Linked DNA regions of Mus musculus: region 2 is linked to region 1. The links are chromatin loops, found by intact Hi-C in ENCODE. Cell type or tissue: left cerebral cortex. All regions are shown on one strand.

Region 1 (8,000 bases):
TTCTGGCCTCATACTGCACCGTGGTCACTAGCTCAGCTCTGACTCCGTCGCCCTGAGGAATCCTTTCCTTTCTCTGCATCTTGCCCTCCACTCCTGTTCCCTCCATTGCAGAGCTGAGCTGACAGTGCAGGGCCAGGACCCTGCAGGCTAGGCTCTGGAATGTTCATTAACACCAGTCTGAGGCCTCAGAGGGGTGAGGCTGGACCGTGGCTTGTGGTTGGGAGAGGGCAGGATGAAGGGGACAGCCACTTACTCCCTCATGTCTCCCAGGTCATGGAAGCCTTTGAGCAGGCTGAGCGGAAGCTAAAGCCGAACCCAAGCCTCCTCTTCTCCGATGTGTACCAGGAGATGCCCGCCCAGCTCCGCAGGCAGCAGGAGTCGCTGGCACGGCACCTGCAGACTTACGGGGAGCACTACCCCCTGGACCACTTTGACAAGTGAGGCCCTAGCCAGCACAAGGGGGTCCTGCTCTGAGTGGATGCTGCCCCCTGTGCTAGTCAGCTGTGCGAACATGCTGAGCAGCCAGGGTGGCATTCCAGGGTGACTTTTGCTCCTGTTCCTGCTCCCCCAGGCTACTTCACTGGGGCACCATGTTTGCAGCCATTGCTGCGGCTACTTCACTCCCTTCACCTGTTACAGTGCCTTTTAGGGGTGGGAAGGGACCAGGGCCAGGGAAGACCCTCTGGGCAGGGTGGCCCTGGGCTTGCCCAGAGAGATAGCTGATTGGCAGAGTAAGTAAACCACAGGTCTGCCTTTGACTCTGCTTCCTTCGTCTCTGTTTCCTCAAGTTTGGGGGCTGGGGTGTGTATGTGGAGAGGAGGAGAGAGCCCAGCATGGCTGATTTGGTTTGGAGTGCTGTTGTGTGTTTGTGTATCTACACAGTAACTTACTGGGACTTATGATATTGCTTTAGCTTCTAGTTCTGGGACTATATCGTATATAGCACCACACCAGCCTTTGGGGACATCCTGGCTTCTTAGGCAGAAAGACTTGGAAATACCTACTTCTATAAATGTTCCCAGGCTAGAGGGCAGCCTTGGCATGTATGTGGCCCCTCCAGAGAAAGCCCTCCATGACCTGGTAGATGCATGATGTCCAATGAGGTGTCCAGGATGCCCCCTGGAACCTGCCAGGCTAGGCTGGGTGAGGGCAGAGGGGCAGCAGCATCTGCCTTCCCTGCAGGGGTCCCATGGAAGAAATCGCTCCTGGCCTTGGAGTAGGAAGGACACATTTTTCAAAACCATAAAGTAGATAAACACAGTCTGCCACCTTGGCTAAGAAGGGTTTAGGAGAGACTCAGGCCAGGTCAGCCCCACCCACCCCAGCTTGTCTCTAGGAGAGACTCAGGCCAGGTCAGCACCCACCCACCCCAGCTTGTCTCTGCCGGTCAGCACTGGAGCTCTGGGACCCACAGATGTCTCCAGAGCCAAATGGTGTCCTGAGGGCTGACTGGATGCACCAAGAGCAGGCCTCGCACGGCGCAGGGGTCCCTGGTACGTTCTGCTGGCCAGGCTGTGAGGAAGCCTGGATGGGCACGGGGTGCTAAGCCCAGGGCACGGAAGCAGAAGCCAGTGTAGACATCATCAAAGGGGAAGGGTGCCACGCGAGCTGCCGCCTGCAGCAGCCAGGGTGCCAGGCGTCCTGAGATTACATAGCCACCTCCACTCGCATAGGCTGGATAGTCCCCTTCAAAGAAGGTCTTCGGCACATAGAAGGGTCCTCCGGGCTTGCGGAGCGGTTTGGCCTGGGTGAAGATCTCACCCAGGTAGAGGCTGCGGGCCCAGGTGGGTGGCAGAGTCTGCAGGTGCTCCAGTAGGGCTGGGATGTGCACAAAGGCATCATCCTGAACCTGCAGGACAAAATTGACATCGGGGCAGTGGTGGCTCAGCCAGGTCAGCAGCAGCAGGTCCTTGAGTGTCCGGTTGTAGGGAACATCCAGGAAGTCCCAGAGCAGTAGGTCACCATAGCGCCGGCTTTCCCACGTCACCAGTGATCTTAAGTCAGGCCCCCCCATTCCTAGGGGGGACCCCAGCAGGAAGAGCAACCGGGTCCCAGCAACTGGGCTGCCCCAGGTCTCCCTCACAGCCTGCCGTGCTGCAAAGTGTCCTGGTTCTGATTTGACAGCCAGTAGCAAGTAGGGTACATCCTTATCAGAGCAGCTGGCCACAGGGCTGCCTTCTCCTGCAGGCAGCCATAGTGGAAAGCTCCTACAGGCCGCCGACAGCAAGAAGCGCCGAAGCTCCTGGGGGTACAGGATGAAGTCCAAGATCTCCGAGGCAGCAACAGTCCCCCAAGTCTGACAGTCCGTACTGGGCAGGACTCCCAGCTGCCGCTGCTGCTGGTTCCAGTAAGCAGAGGACAGTGGGCCAGTCTGACCCAGGCGTGCTGAGAGGTTGGTGGGCAGAGTGGGCTCAGCATTGGGTGGTGTGGGACTGGGCAGAGCGCCCCGGGGTTCAGCCTTTTTAAGCCAGGACTCGGATGTCCACTCGATGTATACTTTGAGGCCCAGGAGTGTGAGCAGTGCTGACAGGCAGAGCTGGCACTTGCGGCAACGCATGACCCGGCCCAGGGAAAGGGCCACCAGTGGGGCTGCAAGAGTCACAAGGAGCCACAGAAGTCTTTAGGGTGCAGGGTGGATCTCCAAAGACGGCCCAGCGAAGCCCAGGCAAGCAGCCTAGGTCCTACCCAGTTCTGTTAATGGCTTCTGAGACTCTGACCCTAGGCAGACTGAACTACAGTACCCAACTTAACGTTATCCTAGACTGAACACCGCCTCCCCTCGACCCCCCATTCTTTCCTTTTCTGCAGTCATGGTGTTATATCTATTTGCAGTATCGCTCCAACGGCTCTTCCTACTCCCCTTCCCTCATTCCTCTGTCTCTTCAGGAGTCCCAGCTTCCCGGGGAAACTCCTTTTTACCTTCTTGGAAGCCTACCTACCTCCTCCAGTAACCCCACCCCAGGGCCTGGGGCCCCAGGTACCTCTGGGTCCAGCTTCCGCCAGCTCTGGGGGTCCTCGGGTAAAGCCCTGCCCGGACTCCCTCCTCGCAGCTGTGCGTCCTCAAGCTGTCGGCCCAGCCCGCGCTGCAAGTCTGGAGGGGCGGGCGGGCGGGCGGGGAGGAGGCAGGAGGGCCCTTGGGGCCGGGAGGAGCCGGGGCGGGGCTGGGAAGGGGAGGCAGACAGGGAGACGCGCCCTGGCGAGTTAGGGCTGGTTTTCTGGTGAGACGGCGGGGGAAAGGTTTAGGGGTGGCCAAAGCCGCGGACCTGTGAGGGAGGTCCCAACGAGCAAAGAGAAGAGAGGCCAAGGGGCTAGTTCGAGGCCACCGCCTGAAAGCGTCGTGACTGTGCTGCGAGCGGGGTGGGGTGGGGGTGTGTGGGTTTGCAGGGGCCGCGAGTGGGTGGAGGGATCGAGGAGAAAAAAAAAACCTGGGAGACCTTGGCCGTTAACTAGAAGAACAGAGAAAGAGGGAGGCAGGAGAAAGACGCACAGGTGGAAGAGGTCAGAACAGAGCCTGACTAACCAGGGAACGGTCGGAGGAGGACCTAGAGAGGAAAGGGAGGACCGGGGTGAGCGGGGAGGCGGGGGCGGGGCATGCGAGCACAGTTGAAAGAAATGAAGTGGGGTGCACTGAGAACCCCCGAGTTGGGGGCCTGCACCTCCTCCAACTAGTGCCTGAGCCACCAGCCTTCCTACCACCTCCATCCAGCTGGGAGAGGCCCGCCCTGTGATGCTCTGGGCTTTATGCCCCACCCCTTGGGGCAAGAGGGTGTTTGACTGTTTACATCCCAGCTCTAGGGCCTCTGCTGTTGAGTCTTTGCCAGCAATCTGGGGAGGCCAGCAGGTATGGCCTTCCCATAACTCCAGGGGCCTAGGTTGGGAGGAAGCCCGCACCCCACCCCGGTTGACCCTTTGCAGCCTACCTGGTTTGGAGAACTGTCCAGATATAAAAAGAACTCAGTGTACCAGCGCTCAGAGTCTGTTATCTTTCCAGCCCTGATTTCCTCCCTCCAAGTTTGAATAATGGAGCCCGTGGGAACAGATGGAGGAAGAGAGTGGGGAGGAAATGGTGAATGTTAATGGAATAAGTACGGCTAGGGTGAGGAAGATAGCCAAGGGCCAGGTCGAGCCAAGCCCAGCCTAGCCTAGGGCCTTGGGAGAGGCTCGTCAAGACCTCTCAGCGCTACTGGCTCTTCTCCCTCAGGGCGCTGAAGGCTCTGTGACTGATAGCCGCCTCCTGGGGCCTTACAGTCTCCCAGGAAGCCAACTAACTAGGGAGAAAGCCCTGGTTAGTATTGGTAGCCTTGTGCATCTTGTTCTTATCAGCTGGAGCCCAGCAGGCCCTTCTCTCTCCAAGCTCTGGAGCAAGTGGTTTTGGTCCTAGGTTTTATGGATTTGTTAGCAATACAGGACACTCTTGAGTATGTATTATACATTCATGTATGTATGCATATATGTGAGATGGAATTTCACACTATGTAGCTCTGGCTGTCCTGGAGCTTGCTGTGTAGACAAATCTGTTTTCTGGAATCTTAAGAATAATGGACACATGGGGCTGGAGAGATAGCCAGTGGTTAAGAGCAGTTTTTGCTCTTGCAGAGGACCTAGGTTTGATTCCCAGAACCACCTTCCAAGGGAATCCAACGCCACCTTCTGGCCACTCTGGGCACTGTATGCAGTGTGATGCACTTACATCCAACACACATAAACATAAATAAACCTTTAATAACGGGCATTCCTTTCAGAGCCAGGGTCCAGGCGAGGTCACCACCAGATGGCTCTGGTGGTTCCTTGGTATTGGCAAAAGAGCCTAGGTGGGGGTGGGGACAGGGATGAAGGCCTGATGATGAGGCTGCGTCCATCCCACGACTGAGCTTCTGGGGCTACCGTGGGAGCTCTGAGCACTCAAGGGGACTCCCAGCACCCATGCATCTCTGTCAGCACAGCAGCTGTGGGCACACGCTGCACTCCCAGCACAGGTCACCCGGGATGCCCTGCATGGCAGGGTTTATGGCATCCTGGATTTTCCAACAAGGAACTTACTGCTATGCTCATGTGCGAAGACCCAGCACTCCCACGCCCACCCTGAATCTTTTCTCTCCAGAACCTGGCACTTGGTGCCATCTGGATCTAGCTGGGAGGAAAGGCCACAGGGTAATGTGAACAGCAGACGTTTAATATAAAGAATCACACATTTCCACAGTGTATTGGGTTCATGACAGAGCCACCGGAAACATGGGCGCCAGGATCAATCACAGTTGATAGGAGTGCCAGGGGAAGCTGCTGGCCACCCAACAGCCTGGGTGCTGGGCAAGTGCTGCCCTCCCTGCTACACTCTAAAGTCCCCGCACAGGTCTCTTTACTTTGGATTCTCTCCGGCGGTCGTGCCAGAAAGAGAATATTTTCTCAAATACTCATCTCCATCTGGGGGTGGGGTGGGCGGACACACTGGGACTCCCACATTTGAAGGTGCTCATCAGTAAATCAATGGGTAATGCCATGGGGCTCGGGGGGCTGCTGGTCTCTAGTCCGTGTAGGCCAGCAGTGTCTCATGTCAGCCACAGTTCCTGCTGATGTGTATGGGCAGAGTTTGGGGGAAACGGTGGAGCCGCATGCAGCTGTCACAGCATGGAGGGCTGTCTGCCCAGGCAACAGATGTTTGCCAGTTGCAGGCTGCAGTCAGCCAGTCCTGACTCAGTCTTCTTATCTTCCCATGCTGCTCCGTGCTGAATGAGCTACACCAGAAGCCAGACTGTGAGAAGACTTCAGACTCTCCACAGAGCCCACAAGACCCTTCAAGAGCTGGGCCACAGGCTAGGAAGAGAGGGGGGTAGATGTGTCTGGAGGCTGCTTGTCTGGTTCCAGCTTGAGATTCTGGGCCCAGTCAGCTCCAAGGACCTCACAGTGGGGCAACATCTCTTCCACCAGGATCTGAGTGAGACCTGGGTGGGACACGGCAGGGAGGTCTGAGATGTCCAGCCTGCGGAGGTTCCTGAAGGGCAAGAAGGACAGACGTGAGTGGCTCCTGTGTGCATGTGAAGGGTGGGGTCCGGCCCTAACTACAACTTCTCTTTTTTATTCTGTGTGTCTGAGTGTGCACTTGCTAAGGAAGGGATCCAGGATCTACTGCTGACCCACAGCCCTAACCCCTTACTGGTACATTCTAATCCAACACCGTAGCTCGGCCGAGTTCGCAGCCCCTCACTGGGAGATTCTAGGTAACTTCTATACCACTGAGCCACGCTCCTGGCTCTCCAGGAAAACTCTATAGCTAGCTGTAGAGTTATGAGAAATTCACTGCTAACTGTAAATACCGTTCTTTGGCTTCTCCTCTCCCACAACAGTGTGACACACAAAGTCTCATCTATATATAAAGGCAGCCATGCCAGGAGTCACCGAGTCCTTCTCAGCTGTGCTCACCAACCCCGGGCACTAGATCAGGGTTCAGGCAGATGGCTAGTAGTACCAAGGATCCCCTCCCGCCTCTGCCCTGTGCCAGCCTGAGCAGGGATCTTACTGGAGGTGGTGGAGGCAGGCAAGGCCCCGTTCTGAGATTCTGGGGCAGCCAGCCAGCGAGAGCTCCTGCAGTGAGCCAGCCAATAGGTAGAGGCGGCTGAGGCACCAGTCGTCCAGGTTGGGGCAGCGCTGCAGGGACAGGGACCGCAGCTCCTTCAGGGGCACTGGTGAGTAAGAAGGCAGGTGGCATCAGGGGCCTTTCTGGAGGGAGCCCAATGCCGAAGGGAAACCCACCCATTCCGGCCCACTCACAGAGGTTACTCAGGCCCTGGTAGTTGATGGCACAGCCACTGGCATCCACAGCCTCCACAGGCACATTCTGGAACTTCTGAATCTCGGCGAGGAAATGGCTACGGTTATTTGGCCGGATCCATTCCTCCTTGTCCTGAAACCTAGAAGGAGGAGTGGCTGAGGGTCACTGCCCAGCTTCCCATGGGTGGCCACGTGGCAACAGTGACAAGATGGCATTCTTCATACTCTTTCACACAGGATGCCAGAAGCCCCAGATATTGCTCAGCATCAGGGGCTGAGGTGCACACAACTGCATGCCTGAAAGCCCAATGTTTGGGAGGCTGAGGCAGGAGCATTGGGAATTCAGGGCCAGCTTGGCCTTCAGAGTAAGACCCCAACACACTCCCCACAACAACACACACTAAAGGAAAGAGCTACACGCACGAGTTCTTTCAGGCACATTTCATCCTAAGGATGTTGGCACAGGCATTCAAACCAGGTAGAAAGAGTAAACAGAAACTTTGTATTTTCCCAGAGAGAAGAAAACAAAATAACCAAGGGGCTGACCGATGGCTGAGTGGATGAAGCTGCCTGATGCCAAGGCTCACAGCCAGTTAATGCCTGGGGCCCCAAGAGCGGACAGAGAGAAGGGGTCCCCTGACCTCCAATACAGCAGCACACCCCCATACACTGAATAAATGTGTGTGTGTGACAAGAAAGGAAGGAGAAGGTGCATAAAGACTTTCTCTTTTGAGACAGGGTCTTGGATCTTGTTATGTAGCTCCGAGTTTATAATTCTGCTTCTGCCTCCCAAGCAGCTAGGAGCACAGGCACGCACACGTCATCATGTCCAGTTAGGAGACACTGACGCCCCTGAGCTGTCTCCCATCCTGGGATCACAGGCACACACCACCACCCAGCAGAAAAACACTTCTTTTTGCTTTTGCCAGACAGGGTTTCTCTGTGTAGCCCTGGCTGTCCTGGAGCTCGCTCTGTAGACCAGGCTGGCCTCAAACTCACAGATATCTGATTGCCTCTGCATCCTGAGTGCTGGGATTAAAGGTGTGTGGCACCACGTCTAGCTGTATATAACTTTTTAATTATGTATTTAAAGACGGGATTTTAAGGCTGGCCTAGAACTCACAGGGAGCCAGCTGCCTCTGCCCCCAGAGCATTGGGACTAAAGGGCTGGTTGTTAATTTAAAATGTATTTGTGTGGATGTATTTACATGTCTTTGTGCATGTGTTCAAGTGCA
Region 2 (8,000 bases), 93 kb before region 1:
ACTTGGCCCAACAACCTCGCTTAGATTTTCTTTTTAGAGTTCATTATTTTTTAAATTTACTTTATGTGTGTGTGTTTATATGTGTTTGTATGTGCCCCACCTGTGTGCAGTACCTGCAGAGGTCAAAAGAGGATATTGGCTTCCTTGAAACTAGAGTTATAGACAGTTGAGTTACTGTGTAGGTGCTAGGAACTGAACCTGGAGCCTCTGTAAGAGCAACCAGTACTCTTTTAAATATGTATGTATGTATGTATGTGTATGTACTGTAGCTGTCTTCAGACACACCAGAAGAGGGAGTCAGATCCCATTACAGATGGTTGTAAGCCACCATGTGGTTGCTGGCATGTGAACTCAGGACCTCTAGAAGAACAGTCAGTGTTCTTAACCGCTGAGCCATCTCTCCAGCCCCAGCCTCAGCTTCCATCTCTAAAATAAAGCTAGTGAATATGCCAGGCTTGCTGATGAGATGGAATGGGTTACTGATCCACTCTGCATGAAAGGCTCCTAGCATCTTGTCACCACTGCTTTTCTCAGCAGCTCTCACAGTGGCCATTTGCCACCATTTCCTGAGTACCCAGCACTTTGTGCATGCAAGCTTATTGAACTACCAAGGCACACCAAGAGCGAGACCAGGCTGACATTGTAGACTGTGAAGCAGGTCTTTGAACTGCCTTGTGTGCTGCTGCTCTCGGGTTTCAGCCTAGGGTCAGCTGCTTCCCAGACCCATCCTTGCACTTTAGAACAGACTTGCCTCCATCCAGGAACCTGTGTGCATACCAATGTGTGCTGTCTGTCTCATGGAGTGTTTGCCTTTTTCTACTCAGCCGAGTTACAGCCAGCCACCCTACAACCAAGGAGGCTACACCCAGGGCTACACAGCCCCACCACCTCCACCTCCGCCACCACCTGCCTACAACTATGGGAGCTATGGCCCCTACAATCCTGCCCCCTATACACCCCCACCACCCCCAACTGCCCAGACCTACCCTCAGCCCAGCTATAACCAGTATCAGCAGGTGAGTACAAGATGGGCCTTCCGGTAAGGCTTCTGGGAGCATTCTTGGGTGTGCATTCAGATTTGGGTTCCTGCCTGTTTCTGAAATATGGGCAGCTGCTTGTCTCAGGCTTTTGATAAACTGGTCTTTAATGGCCGATGTGTAGCCCTGGACCCCAGTGCAGCAAACCTTCCTAGCTAAGCTAGGCCTCCAACGTAGCCAAGGGGTGCCAAGTTCCATTCCAAGTTGGTGCTGGGGCTGCCACACCTGAAAAGGACAGCCAGCCAGCAAGCCACAAGACCAAGACTGCTTTCCCATTTATGTGACATCAAGTCACCCCTTACCTTTCCAAAGCATTTTGGTTTCTGTCAAAGAACCCATGTGATGAGGGTGGACCACAAAAGGAGAGAAGGGACAGTCTGGAGTGCAAGAGATAACTTGATATTCTTGTTCTCTCCCCCAGTATGCCCAGCAGTGGAGCCAGTACTATCAGAACCAGAGCCAGTGGCCGCCATACTACGGGAACTACGACTATGGAGGCTACTCGGGCAGCACACAGGGGGGCACAAGCACACAGTAGCCGGTGCTGGAGCCTTCAGAGGCTCGTGCCGGCTGCTTCTAATAGCACCTGCCTTGGCCCCTTTTTCCCCTCTGAGTCCTGTGGTGCTGGGGACAGAGTTATCCCAGGGCTGCCTCTCTCTAGCCCACTTTTTCCAGAGGAGCTTCTCTCTTCATACAGGCCAGGCATTTTCCTCTCTGGATTCCAACAGGCAACAGTGAGCTTTTCTTTTATCTTTGTCCCTCCACTTCCTCCTCCCCTGCCTTCTTAGCTAAAGAAGCCTCCCTTGTGAGGCCACAGTGACTGGGGAGGAGCCTTGCCTGTCTGCCCCTCCCTACTCTGCTTTTTAGCCCCTTGGCTTCCCAGACTCTCATGCAGTTGGTTGTAAATTCTTCCAGGAGCTGTTTTTCTGTCTACTTTTCAGGATTTAAAAAAAATTTTTTTCAAAAACTTTAAAAAAAAAAAAAGTTTAAGAAGCAAATTGCAGAGGGAGGAAGCATTGACTTTTTTTGGTAATTATGCTTTTTTTTTTTTTTTTTTAATTTTTAGAATTTGTCTGTTTTTACTGTGGGTCAGCCGTTGATACTTCATCAAATAACCATTTCTTTGCTGAGTTCAGGTAACCGAGGAAGAGCCACACCCTCGAAACAACAAAATCACCTTTAACCTAACTTTTTATATGATGTCTCAGTTCCCCGTAACTTTGCACACAAGCGTCTGTTCAGTTGGATTGTAACTGCTTTTTGTACTTGGAGAGAGTGTGACTATTGAACTTGAAACCTTTTACTCCAGGAGTCGTGGTAGTTTCTGGTGGGCATAAGCGGGTGAGAGGGTGAAGGGAAGGTGGGGGTGGGGCCAGCTTCCCTTTAGACCCTAAAGTTCCTCCACCACCACCACCACCACCACCTCCACCTCCACCACCACCTCCACCTCCATTGCTCTTCCAGGTGCCAGACCTGCAATGTTTTACAGTGGTCCTTTTGATTACTCTCACTTCCCGAATGTTCTAACCGGACCTTAGCAAACCGCACTTATTACAAGATGTTTTACCCTGTTTTGTTTTGTTTTCTTTCAATAAATGACATGGCACCTCTTATCAGGAAGGAAGCAGGGTTGAAACCCTGAAGTGTTACTGCAGTTGGCCTTTAATTGGGATGGGAACCTTTGAAGGGGAAATGCCTCGATCATTTATTTAAACAAAGTGGGTCTGTACTTCACATAACCCAGATGCTCCTTGTGCAGGGACAGACAGGTGAGAGCTGTAAGAATGAGACTATGCTGGCGCAGGCCCCTCTCCGGGTGTGTTGCCCAACCTACCCTAAGGTCCAGCCTGGATGCTGCTCTCAGGGTGGCCCTGTACCGCCACCTGTGCAGGTGTTGGCTGCCTACTCTTCCCTACCTATCATCCTGAACAGTTCTAGGGATGTGAGCACTGCAGAAATGACCCTAGCCCCTCTTCTTGGAGTTCCTCCTCTAGGGAATACAAATTTGTAACCAGTTACAGCGCCAAGCATTTAGAGAGACCCTGAAGTAATAGGCAGGGCTTTCTGGAAAAGAGGAAAATGCAGGGTGAGCTGTGGGGTGGGACTCTAGCCCACTGTCCTTTCTAGCTTCATTTCTCCTGTGCAAGCTGTGTTTTTCACATCTGATGCAGTGTGTGGGCAGCTCGCCCAGCTCCCTTGTAGAAACTAGGGAGCCTTTGAAGAGCCACAACCTATCAAAAGAAGCTGGGGGTTGTGACAAGAGCCTGTATCCAAAGGTATGCATACCACTTACAGTGCCCCAGGACCTAGGTGCAACATGGCTAGACACCAGGAGGGAGTAGATGCAAGGCTGAGGGGGGACCATGTCGGTGCCTAAAAGATACTTGTCACTGGGCTGTGGTGGCACGCTCCTTTAATCCCAGCACTTGGGAGGCAGAGGCAGGTGGATTTCTGAGTTCCAGGACAGCCAGGGCTATACAGAGAATCCCTGTCTGGGGGAGGGGGGAAGGGGAGGAGAGACACTTGTCAAGTTGCTCTAGGAGAAGGTAAGGAGGGGTCCTTGTCCCTAGCCTGGGAAATGCTGCTCTTGGCATATGTGTGTTGGGCAGCATCGCCCTCTGCTGGCCATTCCTGGTGATGCAGCTGGGTTTTTACCAGGCCATTCCCCAAATGTCGGGAATGCTTACCAAGTTCTAACTCTTCCAAACCTGTTTCAAGATTAATGCACCACCTTCCTCGTTGTGATCTCCAGTTCCTTTCCTTGGTTCCCTACCCCAAACCTTATGGGTTCCAAACACCTCATAGGGCTACGAAGCCCTTTATGATCTGACACTGACACGTGGCCTCCATTTTTTTTTTTGAGTCTGGGTTCTCTGGCTGCCCTGGAACTCGCTCTGTAGACCTGGCTGGCCTCGAACTCAGAAATCTGCCTGTCTCTGCCTCCCAAGTGCTAGGATTAAAGGTGTGCACCACCACTGCCCAGCTTCCAATAATCTTTTATTTTTTGCTTTCTTGAGAAAAACTTGCCATGTAACCCTGGCCGGCCTTATTCAAGACAAGATTTCGTCAAACCCTCAGTGATATCCCTGCCTCTGTCTCCTGAGTGCTGTATGCTCTGCATAGTAAACAGTTAACAGCACCCAGAAGTACCTTTGTCAGCAAAACTGCCTGAAGTACTTCCTAACTCCTGCCCATGCCTTTCAGGTCTCATCTGGGGGCTTTATCCCTGCCAGAAAGTCTCTGACCCTGCCTGTGGTGAGCAGGTCCTTCCCTTTTACACAGCGAATTCCTCATATCTGCAGGTTTCCTTCTTGTTTGGAAACACAAAGGTTCTCCCCCCAATTTAATCTCATGCCAGCCCTACAGGCTGGATGTGATGATAGAAGGAAGTCAAATCTACAGAGAGCACAAAGTTGGATGAGATGGTTCGGCGGTTAAAGATGCTTGCTGCCAACCTTGACTGAATTTTATCCACACTCCCATAAGTTGTCTTCTGACCGCATAAGTATTTTTAAGAGGACTCGAGGGTCTATGCGATAGGGCCAATACAACCACTCCAAATATTAACACACGAGGACCTCAAGTTAGAGTAGCGATCAAATGACACACGGTCCCCGCTGACTTTCCCATTTGATAGGTTTAAGATCCATCAGCGGGGCTACGCATGCGCATAAGAGAAGGCCCGCCTTTGACCCGGAACTTTGATGCTTGGGTGCCGCATAAAGACGCTTGCGTAACCGGAAGTACCTGCGGGTACCTAGGGTCCAGCCTGGCTTCCGGAGCCCGCTGTGGCGGTTACTGTGTTGAAGAGACCTGTTATGGAGGCGGTGGCAGCTGCAGAGGTGACGGAGAGGAAGCCGGATAATGGTGAGACGTTTGCCAGGCTCAGGTGACCGGAGGGTGCTCTTGCGGTGTGACCAGGAAATGGTTCCGGCAAGCGCTGAGGACTCTAGGAAGTCTGACCGCCGCTTACTGGCACTTTCAACACTTGGTCCACCTTGTGGGTCTGGTTATTCGGCCTTGTAGCAGGTTGACGTTTCCCTTCTTCTTTGAAATGAACCCCTTTCCATGTCCTAGGCTAACCCACTTTTTTTTTTACCATGCCAACGCTTCAAGCAAATAACAACTCTCCTGCAGATTCTTCCAGTCTCAGACCAACCTTTCTCAAGTTAACATCATTTCTGTGCCAACCTGAGTTTCTCCGTATCCCAAGCTAGCTCTCCTCTTGTCCCATGAAAGCTCACATCAAACCAACAGCCCCCATTGCATTCTAACCCTTCCTGACCCCAACGTCTGCCTCTTTAGGTCCTAAAGTTCTCATTCCGCCCCTTTAGGTCCTTTCTCCCTCGCACCTTCAATGCCTTTTACTTTGCTACTGACTTCCTACAAGTATTGGCTTGGGGGGGCGGGGGCGGGGGCTTTTGTTTTGTTTTGTTTTGGGGTTTTGTTCACAGCCTTTTATTATTGCCAAGGTCAGCCTCCAAATTGCTGTCCTCCAATCCCAGGTCCCAAGGTACTGAGTTTACAGCCCTGTGCCACCACGCCTGTCTTTAATGTTTCATAGTAGTCTGATGTGCGATGACAACTTGGAACTGGGAGTTACTGAAGCTGAATAGCAGATTATGAATGTAGAGGCAGAGGTGTGTTCTAGTGTGTGTTTCAATCTTTGATAATCTCCAATTGTGGTGATTTATATCTGTAACCCCAGCACTTGGGAGACTGAGGCAGGAGATTACCCTTAAGTTTGAAGACATCCTAAACTACATAGTGAGTTCCAGACTACAAAGTCAAACCCTGTACTATGAGGCCCTGCTTCAAAGTATATATATTAACATTTTCTGTAACAAAATTGTATGTATCTTTTAAACTTTCTGGTGCTGGGCCTCAAGCCTTACAAATGCCAATCACATTTGCTACCATGAAGCCATAAAAGAGAATCTGGGGCAAGATGTGGTGAAATGGGCCTATAGTCAGGAGCCTAGAAGGTTCAAAGCCAGGGATTAAGGCCGTAGCTTATTAGTGGGATGTTTGCATAGCATGCCTGAGGCCCTGGGTTCAATCCCCAGCACCATCTAAACTGTGTGTGGTAGAGCAGGCCTGTCCTCCTAGCACTGCCAAGACACTGCTCATAATTTTCTTACCCATCACCTACTACAGCGTGCTCTCCACCCTGAACTTGTTCCAGTCAGGTAGGATCCCCAGGGACGTCCATTCATGGCTATTCAATCTACTTGATTAGAGTTTTGTTGTTTTGTTACATTCTCATTGTTATTCATTCATTTGTTTGATTGTATATTTATTTATTTGAGGTGGGGTTTCACCCTGTAGCCTAGGCTGACCTAGAACTCACTATGTAGTCTAGCCTGGTCTAAAACTCATGAATCATTCTACCCCAGCCTCCTGAATGCTGGGGCTATTTGTGTGTGTGTGTGTGTGTGTGTGTGTGTGTGTGTGTGTGTGTATGCATACATACATACCTGCCCAGCATCCAGACTGTTTTCTTACTATACTGCTTCCAGCAGCCAGTGCCAGCCACCTGGCACAGTTGCCTTATGAGAGAAACAATATGCACTGCTTCCCTTCTGTTTCTCAGGCTGCTCTTTCTTAGCTCTTCCAACTGCTATACCAAAGACCAGAAACTGGGTGTTTGGTTTTTTGTTGTTGTTGTTTCCTTTTCGGTTTCTCGAGACAGGGTTTCTCTGTGTAGCCCTGACTGTCCTAGACTTGATTTATAGACCAGGCAGTACTCGAACTCACAGGTGTTCCCCTGCCTCTGCCTCCCAAGTGCTAGAATTTGTGAGCTGCCATGTGGATGCTGGGAATTGAATCTGGACTCTGGAAGAGCAGCAGCCTATGCTCTTAAACGCTGAGCCATCTCTCCAGCTACAAGATGTCACTTTCCTGGCAAGCCTGCTACCCTGCAGTTTAAAAGTGAGCCATCCTAACATTTGCTGCTTCTGTCTTTTTTAGGCTTTTCATTGGATACTTTATTTATCATCATCATCATTTTGTTATCATTGGTGTTTTGGATTTTGTTGTTTGTTTTTTGAGATTTTTATTTTGAAATTCAATATCACTGTGTAGGCCTGGCTGGCCTTGAACTCAGAGAGATCCACTTGCCTCTGCTTCCTCCACGCTGAAACTGAAGGTGTGTACCACCATACCAGGCTTGTCCGACTGTCTTTCTACCTAGCCAGGGAAGCACGTAATATATTCCATGGTTGTTTGTTTGTTTGTTTGTTGTTTTTTCGAGACAGGGTTTCTCTGTATAGGCCTGGCTGTCCTGGAACTCACTCTGTAGACCAGGCTGGCCTCGAACTCAGAAATCCACCTGCCTCTGCCTCCCGAGTGCTGGGATTAAAGGCATGAGCCACCATGCCTGGCATATTCCATGGTTTTGTTAATTAGTTAGACTATTGACTGTGCAGCATCACGGCCTGTTCACCATGGTCTCTCTGTCTAAGGCCTAGAACATTACCCAGAATGTAGCAGGTACTCAGTAAACGTGAGCTGTTTGAATGTGTCAGTTCCCAGCCTCCTCCTGCCTAAGCCCCCTTCCCCTGATGCCCTTAACTAAAGACTCCTCTTGACTCTCAGACGGCGTGGAGCCCAGAGTTGTGCACTGGGGGGAGCTGAGCCAGACTCCCATTCCATCTGGACCGCAGGAGAAGGAGACAGCAGAGAGGACACCAGACATCCCCAACAGTGGCAGCTCCCAGGCAGAGAGCCCGGCTGTGAGTGCCATGTTGCATGCCATCGCTGCCAGCCACCTGCCTGTGTGCAGCCAGCAGCAGGGTGAGCCTGATCTGACAGAGCCTGAGAAGGTGGCCATCCTGGGCCAGCTGTATCACAAGAAGCCGCTGGTGTTCTTGGAGCGCTTCCGCACAGGCCTCCGGGAAGAGCACCTGGCATGCTTCGGCCATCTGCGTGGAGACCACCGTGCTGATTTCTACTGTGCCGAGG

The links. A loop is a pair of places that touch in the nucleus more often than their neighbours do. Peaks named below come from ENCODE experiments on the same cell type or tissue, not always from the same donor. Only the 100,000 strongest peaks of a DNase experiment are listed, where the experiment ranks them.
Region 2: it touches region 1 in a loop (5-fold over the local background); 4 of 42 quality-filtered maps call a loop at or near these places.

What each region holds. Positions count from the first base shown.
Region 1 is chr7:25,622,704-25,630,703 of GRCm38, reverse strand. It overlaps Dmac2 (distal membrane arm assembly complex 2), which reads right to left. Exons shown (of 6, transcript NM_001290487.1): 4 at 6,766-6,905; 5 at 6,515-6,677; 6 at 5,154-5,989. The coding sequence ends at 5,812. B3gnt8 (UDP-GlcNAc:betaGal beta-1,3-N-acetylglucosaminyltransferase 8) reads right to left here and starts at 3,080. Exons shown (of 2, transcript NM_001036740.2): 1 at 2,982-3,080; 2 at 1,214-2,589. The coding sequence starts at 2,557. The coding sequence ends at 1,388. It overlaps Bckdha (branched chain ketoacid dehydrogenase E1, alpha polypeptide), which reads left to right. Exons shown (of 9, transcript NM_007533.5): 9 at 271-852. The coding sequence ends at 441. In left cerebral cortex, a CTCF peak has its summit at 4,670 (motif pointing left); DNase peaks (open chromatin) are centred at 3,909 and 6,475; H3K4me3 peaks cover 501 bases; H3K27ac peaks cover 335 bases.
Region 2 is chr7:25,715,822-25,723,821 of GRCm38, reverse strand. Ccdc97 (coiled-coil domain containing 97) reads left to right here and starts at 4,787. Exons shown (of 5, transcript NM_028771.3): 1 at 4,787-4,904; 2 at 7,635-8,000. The coding sequence starts at 4,856. Hnrnpul1 (heterogeneous nuclear ribonucleoprotein U-like 1) reads left to right here. Exons shown (of 15, transcript NM_144922.3): 14 at 825-1,016; 15 at 1,459-2,661. The coding sequence ends at 1,575. In left cerebral cortex, a CTCF peak has its summit at 3,673 (motif pointing left); DNase peaks (open chromatin) are centred at 3,274, 3,657 and 4,733; H3K4me3 peaks cover 1,537 bases; H3K27ac peaks cover 1,384 bases.